2 separate regions of the Homo sapiens genome follow, and region 1 is linked to region 2. The links are chromatin loops, found by intact Hi-C in ENCODE. Cell type or tissue: IMR-90. All regions are shown on one strand.

Region 1 (5,000 bases), 100 kb before region 2:
ATAACCTGAGGTCAGGAGTTTGAGACCAGCCTGCCCAACATGGTGAAACCCCGTCTCTACTAAAAATAAAAAAAATTAGCTGGGTGTGGTGGTGCACGCCTGTAATCCCAGCTACTTGGGAGGTCGAGGCAGGAGAATCGCTTGAACCTGGGAGGTGGAGGTTGCACTGAGCTGAGATCATGGCATTGCACTCCAGCCTGGGCAACAAGAGCAAAAAACTCTGGTCTCCAAAAAAATTCAAGATAGGAGGGCCAAAAAAAAGGAGAAGTGGACTTGGAAATTAGCTTTCACAGATACGGCCAGCCAGATTGTCCTCCTACGAGGAATTACATGAGACTCAGTGATGGAGATCTTTGCCCAAGAAAATAGTTAACAGTACACTGGATCCTATGTATTATTTTTTTGCAACTTCCAAGTATGCTAGGTATTAGCAAGGACACCCACATTCACTGCAAAATTAGCACTTCATGCACAAAGACTCCAATCTGCCTGGATGCCACTAACATTAGCAGACCACCATTTCATTACCGCATGCTTCTTTTTACTGTAAATGACAAAGCAACAAACTTCTACAAACTGGTGTCACCACAAATCCTCAACCAGATTCCTTGATAACTCTCACTACCTTCCAATCTGGCCCCTGGAGACTCTTGTACCAGGGGCAGGGACAATTACCTACAGCACGAAGTTCCCACTGTGCACTTTGTTACAGCAATTTTATCCTCCCAGGGCAAAGGCCAATAGACCAGCCTGGGCTTCAGTTGCAAAAAGAAAGGTAGGCCGGGCGCAGTGGCTCACGCCTGTAATCCCAGCACTCTGGGAGGCCGGGGTGGGCGAGGCGAATCATGAGGTCAGGAGTGCGAGACCAGCAGCCTGGCCAACATAGTGAAACCCCGGCTCTACTAAAAATACAAAAAATTAGCCAGGCGTGGTGGCAAGCGCCTGTAGTCCCAGCTGCCTGGGAGGCTGAGGCAGGAGAATCGCTTGAACCCGGGAGGCAGAGGGTGAGGTGAACCGAGATTGCGCCACTGCACTCCAGCCTGGCCAAAAAGAAAAAAAGAAAAAGAAAAAAAAAAAGAAAGAAAGTTAAAGAAAAACAGAATACTTCAGATTTTTGAATCAGAAAGGTTGGTATGAAATTTCTCCAAATGGTGCTGTTGCAGTGATTTTAGCAAACTTCTGCTCTTCATTCTAATACAACTTCTTGCAAGTCCTAGTCAATCCCCACAAATTAGTTTCATGGAGAACAACATTCTAAATCTAGATCCATCTAGATCTTCAGAGGCCGTATTTGCTCTAAAACTTCCTTGGTGGCTCACACTTGTAGTCCCAGTACTTTGGGAAGCCAAGGCAGGTGGATCACCTGAGGTCAGGTGTTCAAGACCAGCCTGGCCAACATGGTGAAACCTCGTCTCTACTAAAAATACAAAAATTAGCCAGGCGTGGTGGCATTTGCCTGTAATCCCAGCTACTCGGGAGGCTGAGGCAGAAGAATCGCAAAAACCCAGGAGGTGGAGGTTGCAGTGAGCTGAGATCTTGCCACTGTACTCTAGCCTGGGCGACACAACAAGAACCTATCTCAAAATAAAATAAAATAAAACTTCCTTGGGCCAAGTGCAATGGGTCATGCCTATAATCCCAACACATTGGGAGGCCAAGGCAGAAGAACTGCTTGAGCCAAGAAGTTCAAGACCAGCCTGGGTAACATAGTGACATCCCATCACTACAAACAATTAGCCACACATGGCGGTACTTCCTTGGTCATCTCATGAAAAATAGTGAATAAGGAACTAAAAGTAGAATGAGTAGATACAGTAAAAGATAATTCTGATACTTGCCCGAAATTCTATGTTAACAGGATTTTTAAATAAGTTCTCTCCCTCAACTATACATGTCTCCCATCTCTTTGTCTCATTAGCTATTTAGCATCTTACACAAGAAATGTCCCTTACTAAGAAGTCTTCTGTGCAAATCAGTCAAGTCGCTGATAGTTTGGCTACAGACCAAACTTCTAATGAGGTGCTTCCCAGATTGTGTGCCCTAGTCTGAAATGGACACTCAACACTCAAGGACACAGGACACTCAAAAAAAGGGGGAGCTCTGAAGTCCAGAGTCTTAGGGAATCATTAACAAAAACTTATTTTGGATAAGCAATTTATGCTGCTTCTGATATGACAACCCTGAGACATACGACAGTAAATAAAGCTTGTTTAGCCCAGCACATATCCAACTTCCTAGAATCCTGTGCATTTTTCACAACACACTTATCCCCTGAAGAAGAGGATTGCGCAATTTGTACTGCAGCTGGAAAACGCTGCCCTCAGCTACAAGTTCTTCTCCTACAGTCAGGACCACCTCCCTCCCACGCACTTTGCCATCAGAAAGATATTACATGCTGGGTCTTTCAACGGCAACCACAGTTCCAAACCAAGGAAAGGTGCTACGGAAGATTACTCAACCTTCTCGGATTATACGCTTTTTCCATCAAGGAGGTCACAAGAAGGGCATTTCCACTTTCGGGTCCTATGGCGTGGCACCACTGTCTACTAATTTAGTGAAATGTACCTCAAAAGGAAGGGGACTTTACCCATATTGTCCCCTCATAAGTCATTCTCCCCAGGAGACACCTGGCAATGTCTAGAGACATGTCATGACCGCAAGTGGAGGGCAGCAGCCATGGGCATCCTGGAATGCACAGGACAGCCTCCCACAACCAAGAATTATCCAAGTTGCCATGAGAAGCTAAGAAGCTCCGCCCTATATCTATGTCTCCTCCCAAGACCTCCCCCCTAAAAAAAAAAAGAAAAAAACAGTAGGGAAATGTTGGAACAGATTGCTCTGTGGGAACTAGACCCGGAATGTTCCGATAGGGCAGGGCCTGTCACTGCTACACAAGTGGCTAGAATTGATCCCAAACGCACACCTAGCGCCTCAGAGCTGGCCATGCCTTCCCAAATGCACTCACTCAACCGCTTTCGGCATCTCAGATGTCTAAAGTAAAACCTCCAAAAGCCCAACAACCAGCGAGACCACACCCACACCATTGCCCTCGTCTACGGTGGAAAGCGCACTCCACAGGTAACAAAGCAGCGGGTTTAGACCACGCCTCTTTACCTTCCTCAGATATTGCCTCAGCCAGCTGCCAGGGGTAAACCGCACTGTGAGAGAACTCTCAACTACGGCTGCAGTTTCTCATGGAGGCTGAACTTTTGGCAGGAGGTCTGAACAGCAGTCCTTCTGGTGGTGCAGCCCGTGACTGATGGTTTCTTTCAACTGCCCCGTTACTCCCCTGGGAAGGACACAACCCTCATGAGGATTGATGGACATGCTTTTTGACAGAACATGGTTTCATATTACACTCAAGACTCCAGGGGCTGCATACTGCAATTACTGGCTGCTCCCTACTCACAAGTGTGACTGTGCAAATATTGAGGTCACTAATTTGATAAATTTAAAGAAGGAATGGTCTCGGAAGAAAAAAACTGATTTCCTACACAAAAAATGTCCATGCACATACATATGAGTATGCTTTCTCACAGAGAAGCTATAGACCAAAACTCAGTGAGGGAGAATGAAGGCCAAAGCTTGAATCTGATTTCATCCCTAACAGGAGCGGGGAGGGATTCATAGCTATCATCAACTGATATACACCCTGCAATGAGAATGCAATGGAAAGCCAAGTTCCAATGTCTGCACGTATCTTGCTGCAAACAAACAAGAAGGAGAGTAAGACATGCTTGTTGTTCCCAATACTAGCAGTGGCTGGAGACCTGCAGGCAGGAGTAAATACCCACCTATTAAATTTAAACCTACATTACACCTCCTTGCCTAGGCTAGGGAGACTCTACTTACCTGGCAATGGTGTAGGCAATCTTGAAACTCAAAACCCAAACAGGATTTTCCTCAGTTACAGCCTCCTGAAAACTAGCTACGCTCAGAAGTACCCAAGGATGTACCCAAGAAGTACCAAGCATGGATCTGAACCTGTTTTCTGACAAGTTTCCGCCCACTGCGAGGCGGTGAACCACAGGCACTTACCATCCTCCATGTCCTCCTCCGCGGTGTTGTGTCCATCACTCAGGGCCACATTCCCATTGATCACAGGGTTCTGAGTAATTCTTGGTGGGTCATCTGTATCTCCCGCTTTAAAGAAGAAAAAGAAATTCCACGGGTTTTACATTCATGGCTTTAATAGAATAAGCAAAATATAAACTTATACTTTTGATGTTGCCTAATCATTAATAAATTCCAATTGTACCACAATAAAGATTCATTCTAATCCAAAAAATATTTATACTAATGTTTACTACATACAAACTTTCGCTGTTTCGAAACACTAAATGGAATTTGAAAACATGCTATACCACACTATAATTTGCTTTATTTGCAATGATATTCTGCACAAAACTTTTTATATAAAATCTCTTATGTAGGCCAGACATGGTGGCTCATGCCTGTAATCCTAGCATTTTGAGAGGCCAAGGCGGACAGATCACCTGAGGCCAGGAGTTCGAGACCAGGCTGGCCAACATGGTGAAACCCCGTCTCTACTAGAAATGCAAAAATTAGCTGGGTGTGGTGGCGCATGCCCGCAATCCCAACTATTTGGCAGGCTGAGGAATGAAAATCACTTGAACTCAGGAGGCGGAGGCTGCAGTGAGCCAAGATCATGCCACTGCACTCCAGCCTGGCCGTCAGGGTGAGACTCAGTCTCAAATTAAAAAAAAAAAAAAAATCCTTAGGTAGTTCTTACTTTACAATAGCTAATCAGCGTAAAGAACCTTTATCTAATCATGCAAAGTCATTATTTTACTATAGGTTTCCTAGTAATTAAAACAATTCTACAGCCAATTTTGTTGTGAAGATTACTGAACATATGCAAATGGTATACATTAAAACAAATATTTTAAACGTTTTCATCATGAACACATGCATCTTTTTTTTTTTTTTCTGAGACAGAGTCTCGCTCTGTCCCCCAGCCTGGAGTGCAGTGGCGCAAT
Region 2 (5,000 bases):
AGACCTATTTTCAATCTTTTGGGTATGTACCTAGGAGTGGAATTGCCGGGTCATATGGTAACTCTATGTTTAACTTTTGGAGGACCTGCCAAACTTTTCCACGGCAGCTGCACCATTTACATTCTCACTAGCAATGCACGAGGGTTCTAAATGTGTCCATATCCTCACCCACACTTGCTATTTTCCATTTTTAAAATTATTACCATTCTAGTGGGTGTGAAGCAGTATCTCATTGTGGTTTAGATTTGCATTTCCCTAATGGCTACTGATGTTGAGCATATTTTCATGTGCTTTGTTGAAGATGTGTATACTTTCCTTGGAGAAATGTCTCTTCAACTGTTGACCATTTTAAAATCAGATAGTTTGTCTTTTTGTTGTTGACTTGTAAGAATTCTTTTTTCTTTTCTTTTTTTTTTTTTTTTTAGACATCGTCTCGCTCTGTCGCCCAGGCTGGAGCGCAGTGGCGCTATCTTGGCTCACTGCAGCCTCCACCTCCCGGGTTGAAGCGATTCTCCTGCCTCAGCCTCCTGAGCAGCTGGGATTACAGGTGCACACCACCACACCCAACTAGTTTTTGTATTTTTAGTAGAGATGGGGTTTCATCATGTTGGTCAGGCTGGTCTCAAACTCCTGACTTCAAATGATCCACCTGCCTCGGCTTCCCAAAGTGTTGGGATTACAGGCGTGAGCCACTGCACCCGGCCGATGTCTATACTTTCTTTTAAGAGCTTTATGTTTTTGGCTGGGCGTGGAGGCTCACGCCTGTAATCCCAGTACTGTGGGAGGCTGAGTCAGGTGGATCACCTGTGGTCAGGAGTTCAAAACCAGCCTGGGCAACGTGGTGAAACACCGTCTCTACTAAAAAAACAAAAAACAGCTGGATGTGGTTGTGCGCACCTGTAATCCCAGCTGCTTGGGAGGTCGAGGCATGAGAATCACATGAACCTGGGAGGTGGAGGTTGCAGTGAGCAGAGATGGCGCCATTGCACTCCAGCCTGGGCGACAGAGCGAAACTCTGTCTCAAGAAAAAACAAAACAAAACAAAAAAACCCAAGAACAAAAAAAGAGCTTTATGTTTTTAGTTCTTATGTCTGGGTCATCAATCCTTTTTTTTTTTTTGAGACAGAGTTTCGCTCTTGTTGCCTAGGCTGGAGTGCAATGGCACGATCTCGGCTCACTGCAATCTCCACCTCCCATCCCAATTCTGAAAAAGGCACTTCCACCTAATGAATTCACATAGACACTACAACATAAGGAGGGGAACCACCAGTTAAACCAACAGGCCAGTATTAGGGAAACTGAATATCCACATTAGAAGAAATGATGTTGGATCCCTACTTCACATCGTATGCAAAACTTAATTAAAAAAGGATTAATGGCCAGGTGTGCTGGCTCACGCCTGTAATCCCAGCATTTTGGGAGCCTGAGGCAGGCGGATCACCTGAGGTTAAGAGCTTGTGACCCGCCTGACCAACATGAAGAAACCCCATGTCTACTAAAAATACAAAATTAGCCGGGCGTGGTGGTGCCTGCCTGTAATCCCATCTACCTGGGAGGCTGAGGCAGGAGAATCGCTTGAACCTGGGAGGTGGAGGTTGCGGTGAGCCGAGATTGCGCCATTGCACTCCAGCCTGGGCAACAGAGTGAAACTCCATCTCAAAAAAAAAAAAACAATAAAAAACAAAAACGAAAAACAAGCTGGGCATGGTGGTGGTGGTGGTGGTTACCTGTAGTCCCAGTTACTTGGGAGGCTGAGACACAAGAATCACTTGAACCCAACAGGCAGAGGTTGCAGTGAGCCGAGACTGCCCCACTGCACTCCAGCCCGGGTGACAGAGCAAAACTCTGTCAAAAAAACCCAAAAAAACAAAAAACAAAAAAGGAAGCCAATGCATGGGCTCCTGTGGTGGCCACAGGGTCCAGAATTCTCAGGTCTCAGGGATGACTTCACTAGGGCAGTGCAGAAGGGAAATGTGGGGTTGAAGCCCCCACACAGAGCTCCCACTGGGGCACTGTCTAGTGGAGCTATGAGAAGAGAGCCATCGTCCTCCAGACCCCAGAATGGTAGATCCACCATGCACCACGCACCTGGAAAAGCTGCAGGCTCTCAACGCCAGCCCGTGAAAGCAGCTGGGAGGGAGGCTGTACCCGCAAAGCCACAGGGGCGGAGCTGCCCAAGACCATGGGAACCCACTTCTTGCATCAGCGTGACCTGGATGTGAGTCATGGAATCAAAGGAGATTATTTTGGAGCTTTAAGATTTGACGGCCCTGTTGGATTTCAGACTTGCGTGGGGCCTGTAGCCCCCTTATTTCAGCCACTCTCTCCCATTTGGAATGATGTATTTATCCATTGTCTGTACCCCCATTGTATCTATGAGGTAACTAACTTGCTTTTGATTTTATGGACTCTTGGGCCCTAGGACCTGAAATTCCTTTGGTTTCCCTTCTTGCAGAAGCCTTGTCTTTGGTCTCCCAAGCTAATCTTGGGCTTAAGAGACTAGACAAGTGCCCTCTGGTGGCGAAAGGGAGCCTCTGGGATCTCTCAAGTGGGATCTCAAAATCCTCTGGGATCTTCTCTTCCCAAATGTGGGTGGAGGAGGGACCTTCCCTCCCTCCCTCCCTCCTTTCCTTCCTTCCTTCCTTCCTTCCTTCCTTCCTTCCTTCGGTCCCTCCCTCCCTCCTTCCTTCCTTCCTTCCTTCCTTCCTTCCTTCCTTCCTTCGGTCCCTCCCTCCCTCCTTCCTTCCTTCCTTCCTTCCTTCCCTTTCTTCCTTTTTTTTTGACGGAGTCTCGCTCTGTCACCCAGGCTGGAGTGCAGTGGCGTGATCTCAGCTCACTGCAACTTCCGCCTCCCGGGTTCAAGCAATTCTCCTTCCTCAGCCTCCCAAGTTGCTGAGACTACAGGTGCCTGCCACCATGCCCAGCTATTTTTTTGTATTTTAGTAGAGATGGGGTTTCACCGTGTTGCCCAGGCTGTTCTTGAACTCCTGAGCTCAGGCAATCCACCTGCCTTGGCCTCCTAAAGTGCTAGGATTACAGGCGTGAGCCACCGCGCCCAGCCTGGACATTGGTTTTCTGAAACCCAAGTAAATGGAATGTGCTGCCAGGGTTGAGAACCTCCGCTCGTGGAATGTATTGCATTTCCACCGGAAGCTCTGCTCCTGGGCGAGTCTGTCCCATTGTAGGTCTACAGGAAACATCTCATTGCAGTCTTCCTCTTCTCAATGTAATTTATTTAAATGTCTATTTATAAGTGTATAGATTTGTTTAATTATAAAAAAAGATCAAACATCATTTTAAAAATACAGATTGTAGGCCAGGCATGGTGGCTCAAATAATCTCAGCTCATGTAGATTGGTGGCTCAAATAATCTCAGCTCAGCTGAGATTACGTGGTGCTCATGTAATCTCAGCACTTTGGGAGGCTGAAGTGGGAGGATCGTTTGAGCCCAGGAGTTCAAGACCAGCCTGGCCAACATGGTGAAACCCCATCTCTACAAAACATACAAAAGTTAGCCGGGCATGGTGGTGCATGCCTGTAGTCGCAGCTACTCAGGAGGCTGAGGCAGGAGGATCGCTTGAATCTGGGAGGCGGAGGTTGCAGTGAGCCAAGGTCGCACCACTGCACTCCAGCCTAGGTGACAGAGTGAGCCACTGTATCAAACAAACAAACAAACCAAAAAAAAAAAAAAAAAGAAATAAAAGAAGGAAGGAAGGAAATATATAGATTATAACAGGAGATCATATTCCTATTATGTGATTGGTGTATTAGTCTGTTGTCACACAGACTATAAAGGAATACCTGAAACTGGGTCATTTATAAGAAAAGAGGTTTAATTGGCTCACAGTTCTTCAGGCTGTACAGAAAGTATGGCTGGGGAGGCCTCAGGAAACTTACAATCATGGCAGAAGGTGAAGGGGAAGGAGGCATGGCTTACATGGCCAGGGCAGGAGGAAGAGAGAAGGGGGAGGTGCCATATCCTTTTTTTTTTTTTTTTTTTTTTTTTAGTGCAGTAGCCCAATCTCAGCTCACTGCAGCCTCTGCCTCTTGGGTTAAAATGATTCTCCTGCCTCAGCCTCCGAAGTAGCTGGGATTACAGGCACCAACCATCATACCCGACTAATTTTTGTATTTTTGGTAGAGACAGGATTTCACCATGTTGGCCAGGCTGGTCTTGAACTCCCGACCTTAGGTGATCTGCCCACCTTTGCCTCCCAAAGTGCTGGGATTACAGGTGTGAGCCACTGCACCTGGCTGAGGTGCCACACACTTTTAAACACCCATATCTTGTGAGAACTCATTCACGTCATGAGAACAGCAAGGGGGAAATTCACCCCCATAATCCAATCACCTCCCACCAGGTCCCTTCTCCAACACTGGGGATTACAATTTGACATGAGATTTGGGCAGGGACAGCCGGGCTCAAGGGCTCATGCCTGTAATCCCAGCACTTTGGGAGGCTGAGGCGGGCGGATCACGAGGTCAGGAGATAGAGACCATCCTGGCTAACCGGGTGAAACCCTGTCTCTACTAAAAATAGAAAAAATTAGCTGGGTGTGGTGGTGGGCGCCTGTAGTCCCAGCTACTCGGGAGGCTGAGGCAGGAGAATGGCATGAACCCAGGAGGCGGAGCTTGCAGTGAGCAGAGATGGCGCCACTGCACTCTAGCCTGGGCAACAGAGTGAGACCCTATCTCAAAAAAAAAAAAAAATTGAGATTTGGGCAGGGACACAAATCTAAACCATATCAACGGATAAAGATGAAAAGTTTTGATAATGCAAAGTGTAGGGGCAGGAGGAGGGCTATAGGGAAAGGGCCATCCTCATTTTGTGTTGGAAAAAGGCACTGTCACTTGGTACCCTCTTTTTGCAGGGCAATACCTGTCCAAATCCAAACCTGGGCTCTCTTGCGATTCAGTTCATTTCTCACAAGCAATCCTCGTCCAACGATTGCTTGAGTGTGCCCAAAGTGGTGTCATTTCAAAAAACTGAAAAGAATGTT

Evidence for each region. A loop is a pair of places that touch in the nucleus more often than their neighbours do. Peaks named below come from ENCODE experiments on the same cell type or tissue, not always from the same donor. Only the 100,000 strongest peaks of a DNase experiment are listed, where the experiment ranks them.
Region 1: a loop joins it to region 2, with 2.5 times the contacts of the local background. A loop is called at or near these places in 2 of 110 quality-filtered maps.

What each region holds. Positions count from the first base shown.
Region 1 is chr16:8,926,255-8,931,254 of GRCh38, forward strand. USP7 (ubiquitin specific peptidase 7) reads right to left here. Exons shown (of 31, transcript NM_003470.3): 2 at 4,039-4,143. Among named protein-coding and RNA genes, the nearest start is that of USP7-AS1, 34 kb to the right of the region's middle. RefSeq lists an enhancer at 2,549-2,608. In IMR-90, no CTCF peak of the experiment used is centred here; a DNase peak (open chromatin) is centred at 2,297.
Region 2 is chr16:9,031,119-9,036,118 of GRCh38, forward strand. No RefSeq gene overlaps it. Among named protein-coding and RNA genes, the nearest start is that of HAPSTR1, 58 kb to the right of the region's middle. In IMR-90, a CTCF peak has its summit at 2,510 (motif pointing left); a DNase peak (open chromatin) is centred at 2,493.